7 separate regions of the Mus musculus genome follow, and all the other regions are linked to region 3. A link is a loop called in an ENCODE intact Hi-C map of the cell type or tissue named here. Cell type or tissue: heart. All regions are shown on one strand. Region 1 has its middle 550 kb from the start of C330004P14Rik. Region 2 has its middle 460 kb from the start of Gm20125. Region 3 has its middle 5.1 kb from the start of Cited2. Region 4 has its middle 120 kb from the start of Gm20125. Region 5 has its middle 290 kb from the start of Gm20125. Region 6 has its middle 240 kb from the start of Gm20125. Region 7 has its middle 200 kb from the start of Gm20125.

The links. Hi-C counts contacts between places; a loop is a spot of excess contacts. Peaks named below come from ENCODE experiments on the same cell type or tissue, not always from the same donor. Only the 100,000 strongest peaks of a DNase experiment are listed, where the experiment ranks them.
Region 1: it touches region 3 in a loop (3-fold over the local background); 5 of 42 quality-filtered maps call a loop at or near these places.
Region 2: a loop joins it to region 3, with 7 times the contacts of the local background. A loop is called at or near these places in 15 of 42 quality-filtered maps.
Region 4: a loop joins it to region 3, with 2.5 times the contacts of the local background. A loop is called at or near these places in 11 of 42 quality-filtered maps.
Region 5: a loop joins it to region 3, with 2.2 times the contacts of the local background. A loop is called at or near these places in 4 of 42 quality-filtered maps.
Region 6: it touches region 3 in a loop (2.3-fold over the local background); 2 of 42 quality-filtered maps call a loop at or near these places.
Region 7: it touches region 3 in a loop (2.2-fold over the local background); 4 of 42 quality-filtered maps call a loop at or near these places.

What each region holds. Positions count from the first base shown.
Region 1 is chr10:16,342,837-16,346,836 of GRCm38, reverse strand. No RefSeq gene overlaps it. Among named protein-coding and RNA genes, the nearest start is that of C330004P14Rik, 550 kb to the right of the region's middle. In heart, no CTCF peak of the experiment used is centred here; no DNase peak of the experiment used is centred here.
Region 2 is chr10:16,635,414-16,639,413 of GRCm38, reverse strand. No RefSeq gene overlaps it. Among named protein-coding and RNA genes, the nearest start is that of Gm20125, 460 kb to the left of the region's middle. In heart, a CTCF peak has its summit at 2,184 (motif pointing left); a DNase peak (open chromatin) is centred at 2,193.
Region 3 is chr10:17,726,333-17,730,332 of GRCm38, reverse strand. No RefSeq gene overlaps it. Among named protein-coding and RNA genes, the nearest start is that of Cited2, 5.1 kb to the right of the region's middle. In heart, a CTCF peak has its summit at 2,206 (motif pointing right); DNase peaks (open chromatin) are centred at 2,612 and 3,052; H3K4me3 peaks cover 1,043 bases; H3K27ac peaks cover 1,412 bases.
Region 4 is chr10:17,211,848-17,215,847 of GRCm38, reverse strand. No RefSeq gene overlaps it. Among named protein-coding and RNA genes, the nearest start is that of Gm20125, 120 kb to the right of the region's middle. In heart, no CTCF peak of the experiment used is centred here; DNase peaks (open chromatin) are centred at 2,387 and 2,697.
Region 5 is chr10:16,803,261-16,807,260 of GRCm38, reverse strand. No RefSeq gene overlaps it. Among named protein-coding and RNA genes, the nearest start is that of Gm20125, 290 kb to the left of the region's middle. In heart, no CTCF peak of the experiment used is centred here; no DNase peak of the experiment used is centred here.
Region 6 is chr10:16,853,490-16,857,489 of GRCm38, reverse strand. No RefSeq gene overlaps it. Among named protein-coding and RNA genes, the nearest start is that of Gm20125, 240 kb to the left of the region's middle. In heart, no CTCF peak of the experiment used is centred here; no DNase peak of the experiment used is centred here.
Region 7 is chr10:17,297,909-17,301,908 of GRCm38, reverse strand. No RefSeq gene overlaps it. Among named protein-coding and RNA genes, the nearest start is that of Gm20125, 200 kb to the right of the region's middle. In heart, no CTCF peak of the experiment used is centred here; a DNase peak (open chromatin) is centred at 2,078; H3K27ac peaks cover 1,199 bases.

The DNA.
Region 1 (4,000 bases), 1.4 Mb after region 3:
ATGGGTGCAGTTTCTGAAATTCTTAGGAGACACACTCTCACAGCAAACTGCATTCTCTTTTGGCTCTTACAGTTTTTCTGTCCCTTTTTTTTTTCCTATGTTCCCTGTGCCTCAGGTACAGAATTTGTGCTGTAGATGAATCAATTGGATCTGTGCTCCACAGTCCCACATTTGATTTGGTGTACTTTTCTGTGGTGGTTTCTATTTCTAGCTCAAAATCTTCAGATGTGAGTACATAACGTGTTGTAATTGAAGAACCCAAGAACATGACAAAATGATGACAGTGTGGATTGGAAAGCAGCAACAGAAAAGGGAATAGCATGGTCCACATTATCTGAAAAGGAAATCGGGAAAACATGGGCCTCTCATTACAGAAGGGGCAGATAAATACAGAAGAATAAGAAGGTGTGTCAACAACATGAAGCTTCCTGAAAAGGTCATATTAGTAACTATCAACCTAAAAACACCTATAATATATGACAACTAATGTACATATATTACACACACACACACACATGCATGCATATTAAAATTCTTTTCTCTGGACTGGCAGGGATAATACCAAGAACCATAGACCACTTACCAAAAACCAGGGTTGAGATGCCTTCTTCTTAATCATTGCTGTTGACTGTCCTAGACACTCCCAAACACTATAGGCTGCTGTGATTGCTCTTGACAGGTTATAGGTAAGTCTCTATTGCTGGAGATGCCATCTACTCCGAGTTATCTAGTTGATCTGAAACTTCATTTCTCAGTATTAATTTTCATGTTATAAGTTGACACCATACGAGCTTCTAAAACTGGGAAGCAATCCACATTCCTGCCTAGCTATGACAAGCCACATAAATCACCATAACATGTTAACAACTTTAACAGTAGAATTGAGGCACATGTACCTTGGCAAATTTCTAACTGGACTTAATACTTGCTCAATATGAGGAAATCCATTCCTACTATTGAAGCTTAAAAGCATGTGGTGGTCTTATGTACAAAGTAAGGTGTAACAGTATATTAAATTTTGTATATGGACTTTATTCTTGTTTTGCAATCTACAGTAATAAACATTATTTTTAATTACAATTTTTTTCAAGAGACATTTGCCCAGGAAAATGTGTGGAGTGATTTCTTTATTTACTACTGTAGTTCATACTTTTCCCCCAACAGCTTATATCTTATCCTCTATAACAAAGGTCATACAACTAATGCCACAGCCTACTTACAAGCATGTAACATATATGCTATTTCCAATGTCTGAAATATATTTCCCACCCTATCATCAGTTTGGGGTTATTATTTCCTAATATGCTGGACTCTACCCATCATGGAAGGATGGTACCCAATAAAAAGCAAAGGAAGATATTCATCCTGGGATTCTAGTCAAGTATGCTCTCAGATGGCTTAGCTATGATGGCATTTCCTATCATCAATTTCAGGAAGCATATGACTATTACTACAACAATGAGCTATATCATCCCATACTGCATGCAAGAAGGTATTCATTAACAGTATTGTTAATTGTATTGTTACTGAAGAAACTCCAAAATAACCTAAGTAAACTTCTGCTGTACACCTCAGTATTAATTTTAAGAGCCATGCCTTCCTCTACCCACCTTGAATTCTCTTGGTTCCTTCAGATGCTATTTATGTATTATGTGATTTTTCCAGAAAGTTTTGGACTATTTATTAAACTCAAATATGGAAAGAACATAACAGCTTCAGAACATAATCCCTTACAACTTAATCTTAGTGATGCAAATTATTTATTGTAGATCCTTATAGGTGGTTAGACTAAGGCTTAATTACAGAAAAATGAATGACTTAATAAGTGCATTCCAGAAATGTCCACTCCCAGCATAAATGATTAAACTAGAAAAACTGAATTTCTGGATCACACTGATCCTTTGAAGAGAGTTTGGAAATTCAGACAGCTCAATTGTTAATGTTTATATAATTTTTCTATCTGGAGGAAATAGCTACATGAGACAGACATGGAAGGAATTAACCCAGTTCCCTATTGCTGGTTAGTCTTAGCCTCTCATTTTTCATCTATGGTCCCATGGATAATATGTAACTCAGTTGCCTTGTCAGTATTTTTATGTCAGACTTCTTAAACTTCAGGACAATGAGAAAAGTGAATATCTCCTATTAATATATTCACAACCTAACATAACATATACAAGAAAGGGTAAATTATATATATATATATATATATATATATATATATATATGTATATATATATATATATATATATATATATATATATATACCTCTTAATTAATAATCACTTCTTTTAAAAACATTGATTCAGTATTCCTACAAAAGATTTTCTTCTATAAATGTCAATCACTTAGAGGACATCTGTTCATGAAAACCCTTTATCTTGACATCTTGTGTTCTTTCACTGGTCACAGGGAATCTTAAGCCAAATAAACTTCTTCCTCAAAGTTGCTTTAATCAGGGTAACACAAAAGGAACTATAGCACATTACAATTTTTAAATTTTATAATGATCAAGCAAATAATCTCTATTAGCTTCCTATTGCTAATGTAACAAATGATCACAAATGTGCCATTTTATCTAACAGATTCATAAGTTACAATTATGAATATAATTAGGAGGTATGTATTGTTTCTGAAGGCTTCAGGGAAGACACCCTTTCCTGTTTCTAGACATGCCTTCTGATGAAGAGTTCTTTTAATATTGGCCTCCATCATATCAGCACTGACTCTGTCTTCATTCTCTCCTTCCCTGAAGTTCTCCTTTTAATATATTGAAACCACATAGCAAGTTCAGGTTAATTTTATTCAGTATATGAACTCAACCATTCTTACCATGTACAAAATATCCACATGTTTTAGAGATTCAACACTGATGTTGCTTTTATTCTAATGCTAAATACTGGTTCTTCAAGATATGGTTACCTCTGACAGGCACACCCTCATGTATTCAAGTGATGCCATGCAAATCTTCTCCCCAGTTTCACTGGTCAATAAAAGTCTAGAGATTTTGATTGGGCAGAGAAGGGAGAAAAGTGGGATTGGAGATTTGAGAGAGGGGGAGACAAAGAGGAAGAAGAGAGGAGGAGGAAGATTCCATGGACCAGAACATTGTGGCCAGGAGAAACAGCATGTAACAAGGGGCATCATAGCTGGAGAATAACAGATGTAGCTCTAGACCTGTCCAATCTAGGTGTTTGGCTTATAAATAAAATATCTGGATTGTATATTTTTGTCCAGGTTTATTAAGATTGAAAATTCTTATTGTACAATTCATGTGTGAAAAGCTGTGAAAAAACATGTTGCATGAAGTATTGATGCAAAGAACATATACAAAAAGGAAAAGATACTCAAAATAGTTTTCATTCGGGAAGGACAATCAAAATCGCCAGTCAAATAATAGTTATAAAGGAAAAACACAAGCCACAGCAGCTGCTGGAGAGGGTTATCAATGAAGTGCTCAGATATCCAGCATTCACTCTTGGAGGCATGCAACATGTCATAGGTATTTAACATTGATGTGCTTGGTATACAATTTAGTACAAGGCAAAGAAATATGACAATTACTGAGAAGAGGTCATGTTAGAACAGTCTCAACTTGGTGGAATCTACATATAACAAATCAAAATGCAAAATGTGAGAACATAATAGAAAAGAATAATGGTGGGGGTTTTGTTTGTTTGTTTGTTTGTTGGTTGTTGTTGTTTTTTTTTTTTTTTTTTTTTTTTTTTTCGAGACAGGGTTTCTCTGTGTAGCCCTGGCTGTCCTGGAACTCACTCTGTGTACCAGGCTGGCCTTGAACTCAGAAATCCACCTACCTCTGCCTCCTGAGTGCTGGGATTAAAGGTGTGTGCCACCACGCCCAGCACATAATGGTGTTTTAAAACAAACAAATGTTAATGGGATTGGATCCTAGGGCAAAATAAGTAAATACAAAATAGGTAATAAATATACATAAAGTGAGATAAATGATAAAATTTGTAACATCAAAATGATTTCTTAA
Region 2 (4,000 bases), 1.1 Mb after region 3:
AACTTCATGTACATATAGCTAAACACAAATGGAATATCTATTTTAAAGGATGAAAAGTTAAAATCTTAACATTGCATATAGTTAATAACATAAAATGGAACTCAATATTATATACATCTAAACCTATAGTATAAGGCTTTAAAGATAGGTGTCATATTCAAAATTAACTACTTGAGGTTTAGGGTATAATTTCCAGAGAATATCATATTTGAAGCAATAACATCTTTGTCTTTCCTAATTGTGGATGGAAATAAGTATTTTTTCTCTATATGATAAATTAATAAACGTTTGGGGTGGGTGACAACTGCACATAGCCCAATTAAAAAATATATGTATATATGAACATGTATATAGTTGGAAAGTTCAAAGAGCACAAAATAATTGTTCAAGAATGAGATTATCTTAGGCAGTATAGGATTATTATGTTATTCATATTCCTAAATTAGTAATTTTAATATCTATAAAATGTAAGAAGTTAGCACAAAATGTTTTGACAGCAAGTAAAATGTGGATATATTAATATCTGTATATTTATGGTATAATTTGTTTCTTTTTACATTATGTTTAACTTAAACAGATTATGAAATATAAAGACATCAAAGTAAACACTAAAATGCATTATGTAGTGAAGAATATAAAAACATACTTTAAAAGTAATGCTGCATTTATATGTGCTAAGTTAGTATGAATATATTATACTAACATTGTTATTTAACAGTCATTTATATTGCTATGTTATGAAAGTCTGTTCAGCAGTCACATATTTTTGTCAGTGAAGAGAATATAATTATTTTGAATACAACTACTGTTTCATTTATTACACATTTGTTTTCAAATAATATCTCCTCTAATTTTGCTGTCACCAATAAAGACAGAGCTAGTTTAACTTTCTTTTTCCTCTCTCTTTTTGTTCTTCCTTCTCTCCTTTCTTTTCTTGGTTTTCCTTTTTTGTTAATGCCTATATGCCTCTGTAGCTCCTGCCACTAAATCCTCATTTCCATTGGCTGTGTGGCTGAGTCTCTTCCCTCTTGTTCCATTTTTCTGCACTAACAGCATTAGGGCAGTGGAAATGAAATGTTACAGTCAACAGTGTTTAATATTTTTTTGTTCTTATCACTGTTAACACTTCTATTACTATCAAAACGTTTGGATCAGCACTGTCAGTTACACAGAACCTGCTGACACACCAAGGAAAACTTTGATAAACAGTTCTGCTGCGTTTTTCTATATTCTGCAGAGTTCTTATGTCAAAATGTTTCTTTGTTCCTTGGGATATTTATGTTGAAAAAATATATTGTGGTTTGTTAAGGGGGTGGTTTTGTATTTCTACTTGAAGTTTTAATCCTTTACTTCTAACCTCACAGTAGGTTGCTGTAGAAGTGATTAGATTGTAACAAATATAGGATTATTGTAATTCAGGGCAGACAATAAGCTGGGAATGATTTTCTAAAGAACAAAGATGTCATTTTCATGGAAATATAACAACAGTTTCAAAGAAAGGAGCAGGTTTGAAAGAAATAAATATGTGCTTGACTAGGGCAGATTATAAGAAGAAATAAAGACCAAAATTTCAAATGAAAAATTGACAGTTCTGAAAATTTACATTCACTCTTTTCTTTGAGTTCTAAGGCTCTTTGAATGTATGCTTATGGGCTTTCAAGCTTACTGCTTGCATTCATCAGGACCCCCTCTTAAATACCTACATTTAATTGAAAGCGACATTTGACCTTGAACAAAGAACAGCAGTTTCTCATTTATTTTTGTAAGGCAGAGTCATCTTCTACTGCATATTAAATCTTCCTTTGCATGTGAAAAAATGGAATTCCCAAACGTTGTAAGCCCAATGAAATTGTATATGCTACACAGGTTAAATGTTAGATGGCGGCAGACATTATATTGAGGACATTTTCTAAATAAGTTAAATATGGAAAATAACTGAGCAAATTGTCAGTATTTTCAGAAAATATTTCCCTCCCTTTCACACTGAGTGTGGGAAAGGGATTCTCAGTGCAAGATGAACTTCACTTAGTATGTGTCAAGTTACTACAGAGGACAGTTGCTTATCCTCAAAGAATAATGCTGCTTTGACAAACTTTTGAATGGTGAGAGTTACAGAGACAGTTTTCATCCTCCACTCCCATGACATGCCATTTTATAGCTCTGCTGATGAGCACACAGCTCCATCTGGGGGCAGAGCCAGAGGGAACATTTTTTGTCTTGGCTGGATGGCTGTCATCATTGTGCAATAGAAGCTTCCTGTGTCAACAGCACTCATCCATAGCCCATTCTTGGTCATACTTCTATCTAGTTTATTTCATGACATTCTGTAAGGTCATGGTGTTCATTCTAAAAGCCCTTCTGTAGGAGTCTCAGAACCTTGTAATTGGTTCTTCTTCTCTAACTGTTCTTCTGTGTCTACACATCCATTCCTTCTGGCTTTTTCAATGTAGCTTGTATTTTTTTTTCAGATCTAAATTACAGAACATTTTCAATTCACCTCCAAAATTATCTGTACTATTTGCACTTCTCTTCCTTATTCTTCATCTTTATTTCCTGTCAGGTCTACATTCTTATCTTCAAGGGGCTGGACTACTCTAATGATCCTTGGTTCTACATATTGGGTCCTTTCTCCTGAAACAATGTATTCTCTCATTCCCACCCTTTTCATTGGTTATCTCATGGCCACACCCAGACAATATACCTGAAGTTATTTATTTGGCATTGCTAACCTAGCTTCTTTTCACTTCACACTTTGGCATCTAAGAGTATTCCTTCCTCTGCATCAACACACATGACTGATTCAAATCAATAAATTCAAATCAATAAATTGAATAAGTTACAAATATAATTTTTTATTTACCCTCACTGTAATATCATGACTAATTATGTCTTAGTAATGGCTACTTGAAACACAGAACCAGCATTCTAATTACCATTTGCCAATACTTAATCTACCATTGGCAATATGTAATGTGAGTGTGTGCACAAGTATGCATGTATGCGCGCACACACACACACACACGTGTGTGTGTGTGTGTGTGTGTGTGTGTGTGTGTGTGTGTGTGTGTGTATTTGTGGTGCAGATGTGTGTCAAGAGGTTGCTATACACATAAGTATGGATGGACATAGACTCCTTGAATGTCGTACTTTCAGCATCTACCTTGCTTTTTGAGACAAGGTCTCTCACTGACACAGAACCCACCAAATAGGCTGCTGATCCTAGGAATATGGCTATCTCTGTCTTAGCAGTAATGGATCACAGACATGTGCTCATGGACTTGGGGTGATTTGTAAGACATTTTCCCTTGCTGAACAGTATGATCTGTAGCCCTTAATCAACATCCTTTTAACTGTTGTTCCAAATAGACACGTAAGCGACAGCATCGTTCTGCTCAGAATCTTTAGTTGCCGCCTGTCAGGAGCAGGTGACTGAGTAGTATATGGTTTAAGTGATGACTTCTCCACATAGAAGGTGTGGAATTCAGCCAGCCTGTTGATTTCTTGCTGTGCCTTTTCTTACTTATTTCTTCAATTGTTCTAAACGACTTGGAGGTTGAGTTGGACAACATTGTGCTTTTTTTTTTTTTTAAATCAGTAGCATCACACATGTAAGTAGTAAAAAGATCCTGACTTTTGTCATTTTATTATTACATCTATTATAAATGTTGTCACTGCAACTATCATAGGTACTGTGATATGAAATTTAATCACTAAAGTGGTTGCACTAAGCAGCTGTGTCTACGGAGCTTAGGAAATCATGAGAATGGAATCCGTGTAATTGCAGTTGGTGATCTTTTAAAAGAAACTGAAGGGAGCATTGTGTTTTACCTTCTTTTTTTTTGTTTTCTGAGGGTTTCACAAGTGTTGCTACCTGGAAGTAGAGATTCACTGGACATAAAATCAGTCTTTTGTTTGTATTGGAATTCTTAAGTTTCAGAAGTATGATAAAACACACTACTGTGCATAATAATTTTCCATTTGTGGGTACATTTTCTTAGCA
Region 3 (4,000 bases):
TCTTAGAACTTGATAGATTTGGTCCCAGGCAACCTAAACAGTGTGATTCTTGCCGTCTTAAAAATCGGTGTCCCATCATCCAAGAAAACTTTGAGAAAGTCTTGTAGACTAGGCTGGCTCCAAACTCAGAGATCTTCCTGCTTCTGTCTCTCAGGTTTGGGGATTAAAGGTGCCAGCCGCCAGGTCCATAGCAGACACAATGAGAGGGGGCTCAAGTAGCCATGACCCACCCACTTGGCTGTGACTGTCCTTCATGCGTTCATCTACATCTTGTAGTTAGCTTCTTTATTATTAACATTATTGTTATTTTATATTAGCTTGAGTTTCCCCTCAGCCTACATTTTATTTTCTACACAGCTTTCCAGGCCAAGAGAGGGTTCCTTAAGCCTTCTGTGTCTGTAACCGGTGATGGTACCAGCTAACGTTACCTGGCTGCTGCCTCCGGAGACACAGACTCCCTCCCGGCTTAGTTCTGCAACCCCGTGTCACCAACTAATTATTCTACAGTGAAGGGAAGAGAGGGAAGGCTTTTAGTGATGAGCATGCCTGGGGTACTCTGGAAAAATGCCAAGAAACCTGTGACTCAAGATATTCAACCTTCACCCCATGATGGACAGCGGCTTCGCTAATCGCTCAGATCAGGTCAGCCTAAACCAACAGTACCAACAGGAAGCAGCAGGACCCATCACTCATCTGTGATCTGCCATGGGCCGTTCACAGGTCCTGGGCTAGCCAAGCAGAATTCTCTGGAAGCACACCATTACCCAGGCTTCTGACATTTCTGGGTTGCTTTTAACATTTGTGCTTATCTTGGGGAGGGGGGGACCTGATTAGGATCAATGCACTCAAAAGGCACTGTTTATTTATAGAAGTGTGGAAGGAAGGAGGCCTGATAGGATCTCCTTCTCTAGGTTCACACAGCCCCCTAGTTTTCTTAGCTTATTTCAAGCCTATAAACAGCTAAACATAATAGAAATTCAAACCCAAGGCACCTGAACTATTTAAAGCCCCTTATTTAGCAAAACTTAGCATTCCCACCCTTTGAAGAGAAATTTCTTTCTTTCTGGCATCTTAATAGTCCCCCCCCCCAAAATATAGGTGGGTCTCATGTGCTGTAAAGCAAGCTAAATTATTTATCGGCAGCTTACTGCTTGAGGAAAATGTTCTAATATTTCCCTTTCCAATAAGTGGCTATCAGTAAAAAAAAAAAAAATCATTTCTGTTCTTGCTGCATAAAAAAAAAAATAGGTCAAGTAATTTAAGCCAGTCCACTGCAATTAAAATTCAGACACTGCCATTGTCCCTTCTGTTTAAGGGGGGGGGGGGGAAGACAAACACAACACGTGCGAATAGGGTTTCATTGGCTCAGGCCTTTGATGTGCTGTTTGGTGTTCTCTTGCTGAGGTTTGCCTCAGCCTGTCTGGGAACGTAGATTTTGCCGATAGTGGTATAACACTGAGCTGGTAAATACCATCTCTGAAGCTACAGGAAATAGTCCCTTTATGCAAGCAAAAACAAAACATAACAGAAAAAAAAAATGGCCAGTGGCTGCTAGCCTACATTCTCCAAGTTCTCCATTTATTCTTTTGGAGACAATGTTATCTGCCAGGTTTATGTTGAAGTAAATTTTCCTGACTCAATTAGACAGCAACATTTATTCTCATTAGAGTTCCCGTGGTCCTTTTCACTAGATTAGAGCCAGTGGCTAGGTCACATTCCAACGTGCATAATTGCATTCTGCATTCCTGAATATTTCCCACCATGTCTTCAACCTCACCCCAACTGAGTATAGTCTTCTTGACCCTCATATACAAACCAGCAGTCCTGTTGTGGGGCTTCAGATGTTTGCCATCCCCACATCTGATACGCTAAAGCATTGGCCCAAACCTCCATTCCTTGCTCTTTCAAAAGGAAAATCCCTAAGCCAGTGTATATTTCCAAAGAGGAAGCCAATCTCAAATTATGCACCTTTAACCACAGGTAGGTAAGATACTCTTATTTTTATAAAGAGTGCTTAATCTCCAGTCCTGTTGATTTAAAAAAAAAAAAATGGTTGAACAAACATGGAATATTTGCTCAAGGGAAAAAAAAAAAAAAAAAAAAAAAAAAAAAAACCAAAGTCTTCAGCAACGAAGAAAAAAAAAAAACCTCTCCAGAGAGGCGCTTTCCTTTAACCTTCTGAATAAATTCCACAAGGGGGCGAAAACACCTAATGATCCAGAGCTGCAAAGTTTGTATTTGAAAGCCAGCCACCCATAATAGATTAGTGGATTAATATTTTGCTCTAAAGGATCTGGCCTTTAATGTTGACATCAATTTATAGCCATCCCAGGCGTTTACAGTAGTAAAAGTCACAGAGACCGTAAACTTCACAATAGATGTCAGCCTCCTGGAACAAGTGCTCTAGCCTAGCACCCCATAAACAGTGGTGATTAGGCAACTGTTCTTCAAAGACCTATCCAGGGCTCTAACGTCTTTATCAGCCACAAAGATGCTGCCACCGGGATTTTAGCAAGCACCCGGCAGAGCAGCACGATTATATTCACGCAGACATATTCCTCTGTTGTGTGTCAATGGGGCTGTGCTTATCACTGATCTCGTCTTGAAAATCAAGCGTGCAGTGTCTGTTTGTGAGCAGAACCTAAAGAACAGAGGCCCTCTTGTACCACGTTAGAACTTTCTGACAAACAGCCAAGGTACAGAGGTCAAATTTCCCCATATGCCCTCAGCAACTTAGTAGGAAGCAAGACCACAGAAGGTTTTGCAAATGTCTGCCAGGAGCCGGGTGATCTAGGTCACTGTACAGGTTTCATTAATCAGGTTGTTTAAACAAGGGCTTATTTTTCTCTGCCTAAAGCGACCTGCAGATATCACGTAGGATCTGCTCAATTGTTGATCAAGAGAGTTTTAATGAAATAGAGATGGTGGGTGGGGGAGGGGAGTTTGTATTTGCACTGAGGACAAATTGTGCTTTTAGCCAGCTCTCTGAGTCCTCTGTTCTAACAGGGATGGGTCCAAGTTCTAATAATAGTTCCTTGAGCTCTGCATCTCTACATACGTGTCCGGCATTGGAGCAGCAGGAGCGATTTAATGACAGAGCAGGTGTTATGGCTTATTCCCTGGCAGAATAAATGGTGAATCGGGGTGGTATGACAATTCTTTGCTTGCCTCTTCATGACACACACACACACACACACACACACACACACACACACACACACACACACACACACTCCCTGGGAGAACAAACCAGTATTTGCTGTATGCAAACTTTTTTTTTTTTTTCACTTGAGCCTGGGAGAGGGGGGAAGAAAAGAAAAAAGGAAAGAAAAACTTACTGTGAAAAATGCTTGGCTAGGAAGATTTACTGCCGGATTGCAGATGCAATATTGACATGCCGTAGCTAAAGAGAACTTCAGCTTTAACTCTTGGAGAAATGGGGTTGTTTGAAAATTGGGGTGAATGAGCTTTGCGTGATTTCATAGAACACAATTATTAATAGGATGGTGTCAATTATAGAGTTATAAAAAGCCCAGTGCACTATGCATCTTAATTTTACCTGTCCTGCTTGGAAATAGAACTTAACAGAGTCGAGCCACTCGGAGTCCTTCTCAGTCAGCCTATGTGCCAGATTCCAGGGCAGCCCTACCTGCTTGTTCTGACTGCAAACATGGGCTTTAGGATCAGATTCAAAGCACAAAAAGGGACCGCTCTTTTGAAGCAAGGTTTGCTGTAAGACCTTCTTGGCCTGCATTTCCTTGGTCTCTCCATAGGGTCAGTGGGAGTCTCTGTTCTTGGCTGAGGGTATGCTGCTCTTGAAAGCGTGAAAACATGACAGGCAACAACAACCTAACTCCTCTCTCACCTGGGATGCTCTGACACTTTCTTTCTCTTCTGCTTGATTATGTAAGGCTATCCCTGACACCCACTGAATGTGGGTTTGGTCTGCTTAAAGACTCAGCTCACCCAGGCTGTTAAACTCATTTTATACTGAGGTCCC
Region 4 (4,000 bases), 510 kb after region 3:
ATCGTCAGCCAATAAAATGTACTTAACATTTATGAGTTACCAGAACAAAGTTGAACTCGGGTTCAACTTAGTTGAGGCGTCAATCTCGTGAGAAAACCCCTCTCCAACCCCAGCGTAAGATCGAGGAGCCACAGGGAGCAGACATCTCCAGACCACTTACAGGTCAATGTAGTCTCAGTGGGGCCTCTAGCATGATAGTTGTTGACCTCTTATACATCCCCGCAAGTACTCATTGAGCAAGAAGAACAAAGTTAATTCGATGAGAAAGTGGGTGAGCCTGAGAAATTTCCATCCTTCTTTCAAAGGCAGAAGTTAAAGTAAAAAAAAAACATGTAGGGTTTTCAGGTTTTAGGGTGTAGACTAAGAAAGTTTAAAAGTCAAATTCGTTCAGATCAGGAGTTGGACAGTTTATTTTAAAGTAGCTATGGATTAAGGGCTCTTAAGATGCCCAGGCTCTTAGAACTACATTTGTGAACAAACTATTATTCGTGGTAAGTAAAGTTTTTAGTTGGCTAGCAGTCCTTGCCCCCAAGGAACAAGTACTTTCTGGAACAAGCAGTTACATTCGTTTTGCTTTCAGGGTTATTTCACACAGGGACAGAAAATTATGCTGGTTTCAGTTTTCATTCCCCTTTCCTGCCCATCCTCCCCAGAAACTCTGTTCAGGTTTCCCAGAGCAGGACCACTAGATTAGGCTAATAAAAGTGTTGTGAAACCAAAGCTGATGTGAAGACTTAGACCTCAAAATTCTCCTATTTGGGAGGTCTATAACGGCTTGATTCTAGTGATTTTCAACTAAATTAGTATTTTTTAAGTGTTTATTCTATCAGTGTTTATTGGGTGATATACATATAAAATTATGACACATTTTTCCCTTTAGGATATATATATATATATATATATATATATATATATTCTAAATACATATACATTTGTACACAGATATACATGTATATATATATGTATATATATATATATATATATATATGCTTTGTTGACATTATCTGCATTCTGCATAAGCAAATAACAAGTCATCTCACATTAACTCTAAATTTATTCCTATTTCCAAGTATGCTGGCTGAGACTATAATGATAGGCTAAGACAAGGGAGAGGCCCTGACTGAGAGAGATGATAATTATGCCAATGATCATAATAGCTTCAAAATAGGGAACATCAGAATCAGACCCTACATCTTGAACCTGCATTATCACAAGCACTAGTAAAACAGTGACTATATCAAGAGAGGTCCAGATAGATATAAGACTATCTGGAAGGTTCTACTACAATTGGTAACTTCAGCATAGTCGAGACCCTAATGGTAGCTTCTATGGCAGTGAGTTCCAAAAAATAAAAATCAATGACTATCAAAATTTCAGCCTCAATACTATTGGACTAAGAGCAGTAAAAACCACAGAGCATAGCTCTCAACCAAGAGATCTAGGATTCATATACCTGTGCAGTCTCAGAGCATAGCAACTATACCCATGATTCCTTGACTGTAAGTCTACCTATAGTTACATACTGAAAGGTCAATGGAAGCCATAGAGGCAAGGGTTCTATTTACAGAGGAATAAAGGGAAATTTCATTGTTATGATACCAAGGAGAAGTAGGATGGATTATAGTCACAATACATTGCAAATAGACTTAGGCGATCCATGAAACAAGTCAAATGACTATATCTGAAGATTATGTTTAAGCAGTGCTTAAGCTCTGGAAGTAAGCCAAAATGTAGAAAGAAAACACCCTTTCTGCAGACTCATTTCAAAATTGACCGATCTGATTCTTATCTGGACAAGAAAAAAAATTCTGTCCTACAAAGTCAGAAAGGGGGTGCCTACTACTTTTACAGATGTTTCTGTGTTTCCTAAGGGACCTTAGCAGTCCTGGAAATGTCAGGAAGTGAAGAACTCTGGTGGGGGATGGGGCAGATGGCAGGTAGCTTTCTGGTTGTAAGAGAGCCACACCTATGCAAATATGGAGGGCACATCAGCATGGGTCAGCCCCATATCCCCAGGTGACCTCTGTAGCCCAAGTTTCTGTCCTTGTCTCATCTTTGCCTCCTAAGGCACGAGATCTTTAGGGGTCTTCTCCTGTAATCTTTTTGGACTGTGTTTTTATAAGGAACTCTGTGGCATTCCTAACAGATTTCTGGGGCCTGGGTTTAGGGTGGGGGTTGGGGGTTGGGGGAATAGCCTTTGAGTATCATTCTTGAATCTGTTAGTTTATTCCCTGGAGCTTTTGTGGAGTCTAAGGGAAAACATGAGCCTGTAGCCCTCCAGCCTGGGGCTGTAAAGTTGTCAGATCTCATAAGCTCGGCAACGTGTTTGGGTCTGGACAGGACTTGGAAGGGAGAATGCAAAAGAAAAAAAAAAGAAGGGGGGGGGAAGAGTTTGTGGAACACACATCTGCTGCACACCAGATGGTAGTTGTTATTTTGTCGTCAGCGGAGCTTTCCCCATAATTCTTGTTGCGTTTCCTCTACTGTAGTACTTAGGAGTTTTAAGTTGGGGCGCAGTGGGGCTGGGGGGGGGAGCAAAATATTTGCCGGGGGGGGGGAGGGGCGGGGGGGGGGAGGTGAATGTAACGTCAAAAGCCAGGCTTTAGTTGTTCCACAACTCAGGATTTACAGAGTTAAGTTTCCCACAACCATCCTCCAACTCTGCAGGGTGTGTTACAATAGGAACCCTCATTACATAATCGCCAAACCCCGGGTAATGTTACACAGCGTTCAGCAGATAAAGAGCACGCAATAATGGAAAGGAGCTGCACTTTTTTCCCTAATCTTAGATGGACGGAGCATATTATGTTACTGCATAAATATTACATGATCATGTAACAAAATATACTAATGAAATACACAGATGCGAAGCCAGAGTGCAAGGGTTGAGATTGCACTGGGAGCTCTTAAATTGATTTTCCTATTCTTTGCTAATTCACATTCAAACTTAATTTAGCATTTGTGTCATTTTATGAGAATATAATATGTCATGGGAGACTTGACAGTTTTTAATGGGTTTATAAAATGGTACTTAGAGTCAACTTCTGTAACAGTAATATAGACATACAACACCATTGCCGTCTTCCTCAGCTTGTGCTCCTGTCTACATCTTATTATACACTTGATTGTTGACCTAAAGGCTAATTTCGGCTAACGGTTTCTCCTACCTTACAAGTACAGTTCCTTTGTTCCCAATGTTAAAGGCACAAAGGTTGTGTGTTGGGTTTTGGGGAGGAGGTCCTACTTATTGCTGAATATTTGTGTGCAAATTAATCAGAATATTCATCTAAAGAGCTTCTGTCAGTGAATTAAAAATCCACTGACACAGCACCTACTGTGTAACGTGTTTTGTTGTAGACTCTGATGTGACGGAAAGAAACTGTCAGGGCCTTGCCTCTTCAGAAATGAAGACCTTCAGTAAGGATGACGGCCCTGATTCTATTTACTTGGAGCCAGACTGCATTGTGCACCCCAAACAGCTCTGACAGTGCTGGCAGAGCACATCTTGTTACATTTTCTTCTTTCATTCTGCAGAGCTCTATTTCAGGCAAACATTTCCTGTTATCCTGCTTCTGCTGTGTGATCTCCCTAGGAATGATCATGTTTACTGTGCTTTGAGTGAGGTTATTTGCAATCTTGCTATTGGTGTAGTACTGTTATCTGATATTCTGTCAAGCTAAATAACCCTTGCAGAATTGTGCAATGTCAAAAATGGAAACAGTAAAAACAAACAAAGAGACGACAAACAAACAAGTAAAAGACTCCTTTTGAATACTGGGAAATTGAGGTTTAGAAATGGCAGAGGATCAGTCATGTATTAGTGGAGAAATGGCTGGGTCAGTTTCTTCTTTATTGGACACACCATTGGCTATTATGTAATGGTTAGCTATATGCTCACGGCATATAAAGTTGCTTTCAGTGATATTTTGCTCTTAGGATGATAAACCAAACCAAACCAAACAAAGCTGGAGGCTTAAGTGGGCATTAACTTGTGAAAATG
Region 5 (4,000 bases), 920 kb after region 3:
TTTGATTATAGTTATCATTTTTCTTAATCTTGTCAGTTTCCCACCTGAATAAATCACCTTTTGTAGAAGATGAGTTAACTTTACATTGCTAGAGTAAATCTTACTACTTACGTATGCTTGCTTTTATATTCTGTTAGACTCAATTTCCTAGTTATTGGGTGGACCAATCTGCTTGCTTACTCTCTCTCTCCACCCCACCCCCAACCCCCTGCTCAAACTCACTCTGTAAACCAGGCTGACATGCCTCCTGATTGCTGAGATTAAAGGAGTAGGCCACCACTGCCTGACAAATTTCTCTATCTATATAGATGGAATTTTGTTTCGGTTCTTCTGATTTTGCCTTACCAAATGAGTTATAGAATTTTCAGCTTGATTTTTGTGCACATATTTTGTGAAAATGGTGATGATTTAGTTTTCTATCTTTATAATATTATTCCCTGTACGTTTTGATAAAAGGCATATTCTGGGTTTGGCATTCCTAAAAATGCTGAAATAGAACACCTTTTGTTTATTAATCTTTGGTAGTATATTTCAACAGTGTATCCATGTACACATAGCTTTAAAATAAGCATAGAAAATAAATAATTGTTTACTTTTGATAAAGACAAGCTAGTCAGTTAGCTCTCACTATTTTTAAACACTTAAATGTTTAAAAATAACTGAGTTAGGTTGTGGAATATATTCTCACGCATTCAAACCAGTGCATAGGCTGCAGTGAGATTTATTTCGTTGAAATGTGTTGCTAAGAATAAACCTGCACTATTCAGAACAAAGTTGGTTCTTTCTATCTGTGCTTTGTTGTCTAAGTTTGACTCAGATTTAACTTTTAAAACCATGTATGATCTCGGTTGGATTGACCACTTGCACTCCTGAGAACAGAGTGTTCTGTCTCACATAAAACACCTAAGAGAAGTAACTATCTAACAAATAAATAAATAAATGGAGAGTTTCATATCCTCCCTCTTCCTTTTCAAAAGTTCTACTCTGGAGAGAATAGCAAACTGACTGGTAGCCTTTATTTCTTTTTCCAGCTTTTCCATGTTCTGTCTGACTCATTCTTTTCCACTGAATCACTTCTAACACCCAGGCACCATGGAGTATTAGCTGCTTGGCAATGGCAGTCATTCTCCTTCATCCATAAAACAATGAAACCATGGTTGTTCCCAAGTGGTTTCATGTGAAGGCAGGTACCTACAGATAATCCCAGGTATATAAGAACATAGGGGCTGATTTTTGCCTCCAATTTAGTGTGAGGAGGAGTAATCTGTCTTGTGCTTTGATTCCTATGCTTGTTCATACTGGTTCTCTCAAAGTCAGCAAAAACGTTGTCTACTCCTCTCCTGGATCTAAGGGCTTATCACAATGTCACTTGCAGGAAACACAAAGCAGGTTTCCTTCATTCACTATAAAATCTACAAAGCTCTATGATCGGTGGTTTCTCCCTACAATGCAGACTAATATTTGTGTAGGAATAATTATAGATTTTGCTATAAATTGAACTGAAAATAAAATCATTTCATACCTTGAAGCCTCGTGCTCCCACTATTCTCCTCAGCCTACTTACATTCTCAGAACTAAGAGAAAATAAGTGTTATCGGTTTTGTCCCTCAGCTCCTGTTATTTGATTGTGGTACCCTTACCCGAGTAACACAGATCCTTTTCGTTGCTCCTGTGAGTTGAAGAAGAACATACATACGGAACAGTGTGAAACTGACAATTGCTTTAGCCATTTAGCAGTCTGTTGTCTCTTTTTCAAGAGTTCTATGCCTTATGCCTGGATTTATAAAATGGTAACAACATGACTTGGCAGTTTACATCTAGAGTGAAATCACAGATTCAGAACATTGCTTGGTACCAGCCTATCCACTCACAGGCCAAAATGACCAGTGGCTGGCAAATGTAAAAATGATATTGATGGTGCTAAAGGTCATGAAGATGGTAAGCATAGTTCTTCCTGTCTCTGGACCTATGGCTGTGACATTTTACACACAAGTCACTTTTTACACATTATCTCAATTGAGCTGATACAAAACAAAGGTAATTAATTGGTTTTACTTGTATTTTAAGGGGCTGAGTCTTATTGCCATATGTTAATGACAAATAACAAGACCAGTGCATGTAAGATGTAATAGAACTTTCAATTTCTCCTAGATCCCAGAAAAATGTTAAACTAGGTCTCTCTCTCTATTAATTATTTTAAACTAATTTTTTGAAAGAAGCTTGCAGTCCAGTTACAACAAAGATTACAATAAACTTATCCTATGCTGCTTCATTTGTTATTCAACAGTTCATAAGTGAGTGCTCCTTCTTGTTACTCTTGAACAAATGAATCCATATGAATGAAATTAATTTAGAGACTCAATATTTATGCAACCACAGATCAAACTGGAATTCCTGATAACTCTCCAGAAGTATGAAAATAATTAAACTATGTCTGAGGTTATAGCTACTCCTATTGAATAAAATAAGAGATTCTAACAGGACTTTCATCTTATAGAAATCCATACTGAGTGCCAATAAGCATGATCAAAATAATTAGCATAAATTATTCCATTAATACATTTTCTCCACCTTTAAATGTTTTCACAGTGACTTATTTACATAAAATATATATTTTAATGGGCTGTCAGCCTAGTGTATTCTTGGGAATAGTCCTTAATATCTTGCCTTCTCTGAACCATTACTGACATGTCCACCCCATGATCTTTCCTCTTCTACTACTAGATTTTTCCCATCTGTCATTCAGCTCTCAGGGAGGCTATGGAGAAACAATGAGTCTCTGGCTTTCAGTTCCTTACAATGTCACTTCAAGAGTTATGCTAATCTGGATAAATGATTTTTTTTTGTTCTCTAGCGACTAGCACCAGCAAAGGACATCAGTTGATGCCTTCAAATTCACTTGTGTAAGAGGCTTTGTCTTCATTTAGTAAGTCCTGTCTTTTGGCTCTCCAGGACCAACTCCTTCCTGTTCCCCTGTTTACTTTCTACCTCAGGCCTGCACTTCATCACTCAGATGTAAGGCTCTTGGAATCAGCCACCTGCTCCTATGACTCGCACACCAAATTGGCAAAGAACATTCTGTCTCGGCAACATTTTGTTTTGTCTTAAGTCAGTTTTTAGGGAATGTATTTTCAGTACTGCAAGAAATCTGAGGAGATATTTAGCAAAGGACAGAGCAGAACAAACTATTCATTCTGTTAGTGTTCTGAAACATTTCACCAAACAATGACTAAAATAAAAAAAGAACAAACTTAGGTACTTTTTTATGTGAGAAACTTCTGTCCTTGACATGTATGCAAAATTATGGAAGAACTTATTTCCAGATTACATTTTATATTTCTCTCTCTCTCTCTCTCTCTCTATATATATATATATATATATATATATATATATATATATACATACATATATAACATTTATGTCAAAAACAAAATGAGAATTTGAAAACTATCATGATATATTAGTTGCAAATTATTTGACTTGATATATTGGGAAAATGTTGAAGCCAAAGTTGTCACCAATTATGTGAGTTTACTTCATTTTCTTTGTTTTGGTTTGTTTTAAGATGATGCAAGGCACTGATTGTGTTTTTTACAGTCTGCAGCTTGGTTGGGCTCCAGACACTTGGGGTATTTATTAGGTATTGATCCATCATGATCTGATAACCAATTCCAATTCAACTCTTTGCTCCAGCTGTACTATTCATTATTCTCTTTTGTGAAAGCCTATCTAAAGATCAAGACTAAAGTCTTTATTCATAAGAGGCCAGTCTTTGCTCTGATCATTTGCATTAAAAGATCAATAGGACATGGCCCCAGGACATCAACATTACTATTTCATTAACAAAGATTCAACATTAGACAGTCCTTATAATATTGCTTAACTAATGCATTGATTGGAAAAACTAATTAGTTAATAGTGGCCAAGACAAATTAAAATGTCTAATTATTTTCCATAGAAAAACTTACATCATAAAGGGAATGTGAACATTCCTATAAGT
Region 6 (4,000 bases), 870 kb after region 3:
TTAAATTTTTGAGTTATTTGTATATATTGGGTATTAGATTTCTAACAGATATAGGATTGGTAAAGATTTTTTCCCAAAAAGTTTAGTTTGCTCTTTTGTCCTGATGACAGTGTCCTTTGCCTTATAGAAGCTTTGCAATTGTATGATATCCCATTTGTCTATAGTTGTTGATCTTAGAGCCTGGGCCATTGTTGTTCTGTTCAGAAAAATCTCCCCTGTGCTGATATGTTTGAGGCTTTTTGCTCATTTCTTTTTTAATAGATTCAGTATATCTGGTTATATGTGCAGGTATTTGATCCACTTGGACTTGGACTTTGTACAAAGAATAAAGAATGGGCCAATATGTATTCTTCTAAATGCTGATCACCACTTAAGCCAGCACAATTTGTTGAATATGCTGTCTTTCCCCCCCCACCCCCCCCCCACTGGATGGTTTAAACTTTTTTGTCAAAGATCAAGTGAAAATAGGTATATGGGCTCATTTCTGGGTTTTCAATTCTATTTCAGTTATCTGCCTGTCTGTCTCTGTACCAATATCATGCTGTTTTTATCACTATTGTTCTGTAGTAGAGCTTGAGTTCAGCGATGGTGATTACCCCAGAAGTTCTTTTATTGTTGAGAATAGTTTCCACTATTCTTTTGTTGTTGTTGCTCCAAATGAAATTGAGGATTGCTCTTTCTAATTATGAAGAATTAAGTTGGAATTTTAACAGGGATTGGATTGAATCTGTAGATTGCTTTAGGCAAGATGGCCATTTTTACTAGGTTAATACTCCAGATGCCTTAGCCTGGAAGTTCTTTCAATCTTCTGAGGTCTTCAATTTCTTTCTTCAGAGACTTGATGATCTTGCTGTACAGGTCTTTCAATTGCTTGATTAAAGTCACAGCAAGATATTTTATATTATTTGTGACTATTTTAAAGGGTGTTGTTTTATTAATTTCTTTCTCAGCCTACTTATCCTTTGAGTGGAGGAAGGCTAATTATTTGTTTGAGTTAATTTTATATTCAGTAACTTAACTGAAGTTGCTTATCAGGTTTAGGAGTTCTCTGGTGGAATTTTGGGGGCTACTTAAGTATACTATCATATCATCTGCAAATAGTGATATTTTGACTTCTTCCTTTCCAATTAATATCCCTTTGAGCTCCTTTTGTTGTCCAATTGCTCTAGAACTTCACATACTATAACAAATAGATAGGGAGAGAGTGGACAGCCTTGTAGAGTCAATGATTTTAAAGAGATTGCTTCAAGTTTCTCTCCACTTAGTTTGATGTTGGCTCCTAGTTTGTTGTATATTGCTTTTACTGTGTTTAGGTATGGGCTTTGAATTTCAGTTCTTTCTAAGAATTTTATCATGAAGGGATGTTGAATTTAGTCAAATGCTTTTTCCACATTTAATGAGATGAGCATGTATCTCTTTTTTTCTTTTTAATTTTTTTATATAGTGTATTATATTGATAGATTCCATATAATGAACCATTATTGCATCCCTGGGATGAATCCTACTTGATCTTGACGAATGATTTTTTTTGATGTGTTCTTGAATTCAGTTTGCAAGAATTTTATTGAATAACTTCAAATCGATATTTATAAGGGAAATTGTTATGAAGTTTTCTTTCTTTGATGGGTCTTTGAGTGGCTTTTGTATCAGTGGCTTCATAGAACGAATTGGGTAATGTTCCTTTTGTTTCTATTTTGTGGAACAGTTTGAAGAGTATTGGTATTAGGTCATCTTTAAGGTCTGATAGAATTCTGCACTAAACCCAATTCTGTACTAAAATCCTGGTTTTTTTGTTTTTTGTTTTTTCTTTTGTATTGTTTTTGTTTCTGGTTGGGAGAATTTTAATGACTGCTTCTATTTCCTTAGGAATTGTGGGACTGTTTAGGTGGTTTATCTGATCCTGATTTAACTTTTATATCTGGTATCTGTCTAGAAAATAATACATTTCATCCATGTTTTCCAGTTTTGTTGAGTATAGACTTTTGTAGTTGGATATGGTTATTTTTTGAATTTCCTCAGTTTCTGTTATTTAGTCTCCCTTTCCCTGATTTTGGTAATTTAGATACTGTGTCTGTGCCCTCTTATTTGTCTGGCTAAGGGTTTATCTATCTTGTGGATTTTTCTCAAAGAACTAACTCCTGGTTTTGTTGATTCTTCATATAGTTCTCTTTGTTTCTATTTGGTTGATTTCAGTCCCGAGTTTGAATATTTCCTGCCATGTACTCCTCTTGGATGTATTTGCTTCTTTATGTTCTAGAGCTTGCAGATGTGTTGTTAAGCTGTTAATGTATGCTCTATCCAATTTCTTTGTGCATGTCCTCTGAGCTATGAGTTTTCCTCTTAGCACTACTTTCATTGTTTCCCATAAGGTTGTGCATGTTGTGACTTCATTTTCATGAAATTCTAAAACATCTTTAATTCCTTTCTTTATGTTATCTGTTACCATGTTATCATTGGACATATAGTTGTTCAGCTTACATGTGTATGTGGGATTTCTGTTGTTTTTGTTGTTGCTGAAGACCAGCTTTAGTCTGTGTTGATCTGATAGGATACATGGGATAATTTCAACCTCTCTGTATTTTTTGAGGCTTGTTTTGTGACCAATTATATGGACAATTTTGGAGAAGGTACAATGAGATGCTGAAAAGAAGTTTTATCCTTTTGTGTTAGGATAAAATGTTCTGTAGATATCTGTTAAATACATTTGTTTTATAACTTCTGTTAGTTTCACTGTGTCTCGTTTTAGTTTCTGTTTCCATGTTCTGTCTGTTGATGAGAGTGTGGTGTTGATGTCTCCAGCTATTATTGTGTGAGGTGCAATGTGTGCTTTGAGCTTTAGGAATGTTTGTTTTATGAATGTGGTTGCACTTGCATTTGAAACATAGATGTTCCAAATGTGGACATACTTGCATTTAGAACATAGATGTTCAGAATTGAGAGTTCTTGTTAGATTTTTTCTTTGATGAGTTTAAAGTGTCCCTTTTTAATTTTTTTTGAAAACTTTGGTTGGAAGTCGATAATATATATATATATATATATATATATATATATATATATATATATTAGAATGGCTACTCCAGCTTGTTTCCTGGGACCATTTGCTTGGATAATTTTTTCAAGCATTTCACTCTGAGGTAGTGTCTGTCTTTGTCCCTGTGGTGGGTTTCCTGTACGCAGCAAAATGTTGAGTCCTGTTTACAAATCCAGTGTGTTAGTCTATGTCTTTTTACAGGGGAATTGAGTCCATTGATGTTAAGAGATATTAAGGAATAGTGATTATTGCTTCCTGTTATTTTCATTGTGAGAGGTGGAATAATGTTTGTATGGCTATCTTCTTTTGGGTTTGTTTAAAGAAGATTGTGTTCTTGCTTCTTCTAGGATGTAGTTTCCCTCATTTTGTTAGAGGTTTTCATCTATTATCCTTTGCAGGTCTGGATTTGTGGAAATATATTGTGTACATTTGGTGTTGTCATGGAATATCTTGATTTCTCTATCTATAGTAATTGAGACTTTTGATGGTTATTGTAGCCTGGGTTGGCATTTATGTTCTTTTAGGGTCTGTATGACATCTGTCCAGGATCTTCTGTCTGTTACAGTCTCTATTGAGAAGTCTGGTGTGATTCTGATAGGTCTGTCTTTGTATGATACTTGACCTTTTTCCCTTACTGCTTTTCATATTCTTTCTTTGTTGCCTGCATTTAGTGTTTTGATTATTATGTGATTGGAGGAATTTCTTTTCTGGTCCAATCTATTTGAAGTTCTGTAGTCTTCTTGTTTGTTTATGGGAATATCTTTCTTTATGTTAGGGAAATTTTCTGTAATTTTGTTGAAGATATTTACTGGCCCTTTAAGTTGGGAATCTTTGCTCCCTTCTATACCTATTATCTTTAGGTTTGGTCTTCTTATTGTCTCCTGGAATTCCTGGATGTTTTAGGTTGGGAGCTTTTTGCATTTTGCATTTTCTGTGACTGTTGTTTCAATGTTTTCTATGGTATCTTGT
Region 7 (4,000 bases), 430 kb after region 3:
CATCTCTGGACTCTATTGTTTTATATATATGCAAATATTTATAAGTTGGAAAAAAACAAAAATCCCAAGCACTTTTGGTAATAATCCCTTTTGATAAAAGATATGCAAACTGTAGCAGCTCTGAATTCTCTTTGAATTTTGGTTATGAAAGTGTAGCTACTGATGGCCCTCTCAGCTCTTGCCTTTATCTACCCTGGTGCATATCCTTCTAATTAGGGTAAAGGTTACATTGCTATAAGAAAATAATTTAAAATTCTACGGCTCAAAGAAGGAAGGGAGGTCCATGCAGGCAGAAAAATGGGAGAAAAGGCTCAAACCCAATTTTTAAACATTTTGAGGTAGACATCATAGACAGTACTTGCCCTCATGATCTGTTCATGAGGACTGTTCTTCTGATGGTCACATTTGAAGCACAGGAGACTGAGGGACCAGAAGAAACAGTGCGGCCCTGAGCTCATCTTACAGAAGGGGTGAATATATTGCAGTGGATGATTCACATTTCCTGTGTAATCTCTCAATCAATACAGTATAAGAAGGGGCGTTTTTGTGTTTGCTTGTAACATATTCATGCACGTGGTGAGGTCATTAAAGGATTAAGGCAAGATAAAACTCCATCTCTCATCCCTATCCCCAGAGTCCCCTGAAAGCTCACATAAAGCAAATTAATACTTCCCATGCTCCAGTTCTAACATAGAAGCTGGCTTGGGAAATTATACTCATTCCAGCATTATTTCGTACGAAGACTAAGAGAAGGCACTATTCACGACATTACAAACTCAGAAAAAAAAATCTCATGTACCAAAATGGCTTAATTTGACTCAATATATTTCATTTTGGAAGGAAATGAACTCTTCCAATATCTTTACAGCAGTTCTTCAGTCACATGCAAGCCAGTGCTTCTTTGTTGAACATATAACTATTACCATCAGGTTTATCCTATGTGCACTGCTGTGTATGTTGATATTTGCAGGATCCTTTAGGAATGCACGAAAATCTCAAAGGCTATTGCTGCAAATCAAATGGCTTACTTCAGTGACTCACTGTACTGGCAGATAAATTACTTTTTGGTTATAAAAGCAATCCAACTGTCTTTTTCCTCTGTAAAGCTGATCTCCACAAGGAAAGTATGTCTTTCATTGATCCCTGGTGAGGAATACTTCAGATGACCTGTTCAATAGTGAAAATCAAAACCAGTAAAGACAGGTTTGTCAACCTGGATATAGATCACTGGGAAACGAGGGGTCAAAAGCCTGAGTAGAAGCTCAGCCTCTATCACTATTTAAAATGTCTCTTGTTAGAGAGCACTTATAGTTTAAATCTGAAATCACCAAATGGAATTATCCTTTCAATGTGATCAAACAGAGGAAACAGAAACACAAGCTGGAAAAAATGTACAATTGTAGAGATGGGACTGGGTCCTCTGCAAATGATCAGGGCTAGAATTTCTCCCTGCATAAAGCTCTTCTTTCTAAGTGCAGTTTTCTATCAGGCAGACAAAATGTTCTTCAAGGAAGGAGAATCTGTAGTTGTGGAGCTCAAGAAATGCAATGATCACATGGTGCTTACAGCCATTGGTCAGTGACTTGTAATTATGGGGCCTAGTTTTCTCACAGGTAAACCAGGAGACAGTTTTGCCCATTTCCACAGATATCACTAAAATTAAATAAAGCAATGCTTGTAAACAGAACTTGCCCTGTAGGTCACAACTGATGCTCCATATGCGGAGAGGTTATGTTATTTCTTATTTTACAGGTATTCTAAGTCAAACAATATCTTAATCTGGTTCCTGAACTGTCCATGGGCTGCCCGTGGCCCCCCAACCCTCTTGTAGCTCTATCCACTTTCTGCTCACTTTTCTCTCATCTCGCTCCTGTTGCCCCGTCCACAGTACCCACAAAATCCTCTTTCTCTTGTCTCCTGAAAGCCACTGCCAGCCCCACCTCCTTGCTGCCCAGATAAAGACCGCCATCGCCACTCCCTCATTAATCTAATGACCTTTAAGCTAGGTTGTGTTCCATGAAGGCAACACGGACTTTGAGGTAAACACTTTTTTCCACTGGTTTAATTTTAGCTTCATGAGCCAGAAGGGAGTCAAATCACACAAGAGGTCACAGGCACAGTGGGGGAGAGAAAGGCACTCAGGCACACATTCCTCCAGAGTCGTCTCCTGTTTAATTTTCTACCGCAAAGAGCAACCCTGCACTGACTTTAAAGGAAGCTCAGGGAGAGGAAAACAACGTGGCTCTCTTGGGAGGGCACTGCTGGGTGTGAGGTGCACAAAATAAAAGTCAGCTTCAATAAATTGCTTTTGTAAATGATTTATCAAATTCTCATTTTTCCCAATTTTGAACAGAGTACCTTTGGACACATCAAAAGCTGACGTCACCTCATCTTTCTGCCTCTGCTGGAAGGGCTAGCAGGGATTTTTTTTTCTCATATTATGAAGATTAAATATAGTACAAGAAGTGAGATGGTCTGCCGTGAGTGATTAATAAATGATCACTTAGTAAGAAAATTACAAGTAGTTGGTGGTTTTTATGCTGTATCTATAACTCAGGTGGATAGCAGCCATATGCCTGTACTGAGTCACAGAGAGCTGAAAGAAGTACCTCACTGATGAGGACTCAAACATAGACCCAAGCTGGAGAGCACAAGAACCCACAATCCTAGGAAGGTGAAAAGTCCCTCTGTGCTTTCCAAGCTTGTCAGAAGTTCACCCTCTGGTACAACCCAATAAGGGACAACAGCTCGAGCCTTAGTGCAAGGTAGCTTGTGAATCATCAAAGGCCACCTTTCAAGAAATCCTGTCCAGTTATGACTCACCTTTCTACTGCAATCTGAAAGATGGAGCCGAATCACCATTTCTTCAGGAAACACCTATTGAAGGATAAAATTGATACCACACTACACACGCATCTTCTCTGAGTTCTTAAAAAGATTCTTCTGTAAGTTGAGGTTGTTCACTAAGTCTCGGTTAGCTTGTTAGTCTGTTTTAAACAAACCTCTAGGGATCAGATTTGAGCATAGTACTTTAAAAGCGAACGCTTATGCTTGTTAGTTGTGACATGTCCATACAGGTAGGCATAGCGTGCTCATTGTCTACTGCTGGCTCTACCACATCCCGCCCTCCTTGTTTTCTTGTCCTTCAGTCCCTTTCTCTAATGCTTACTTTTTAATTTTCAGTAAATTTTTGGAATGTTTTTCACTTAGAAGGGAAGTGTGTGACACTTTGGTGTCTGGATAACGTTGTTTAACATGATGGTGTACAGATCCATTTTCCTATGAACAATCCTCTTCCTCTTCCTCCTTTTCTCCCTCTCCCCCCTCTCTGTCTCTTCCCTCCCTCCTTCCAACCTCTCTCTGTGTACTGTGTTTTCTTTACTTATTAATATGGTGATAGCCCCCGAGGTTTTATCTCTATCTTAGCAGCTATAAATAGTGCTTCAGTAAACATGTATTTGCAGACATATTAATATGCTCTATGCTATGTGCTGATTTCATTTCCTTTAGATAAATGCTTGGATGTGGTATAATAATAGTAGCAGCTTTAGTTTGAAAAGGCACTTCTATACTTTTCTCTGTATTTGTTGTACTAACTTACTTGCCTCCAACGGTGTGTAAGGGGTCCTTTTCTCTACATCCTTACCAACATTTGCTATTTCAATTTTTTTAGATAACAGCTTACCTAATAGCTCAGTGTAATTTTAATTTGCATTTCCATGAGGGTAAAGGTGTTGAACATTTTAAAATATATTATTGGTTCCTTTGACATCTTTGTAGAAGTGTTAGTAACACATAAAACTATAATAGCATAGCCCTGTAAAGATGATTGGATTTTACAGTCAAGCTTTATCTTCCATCAGGAGAGCCATGTATTTTGAATCCAAACCAGCACCATTGAGGGTAGATGATGTTTTTCAAATAAACTTGGGAAATAAATTTAAAATGAGATTATTAAAACGAAGACAACTAGACACCCAACACCAAAAGCTCCTGCCAT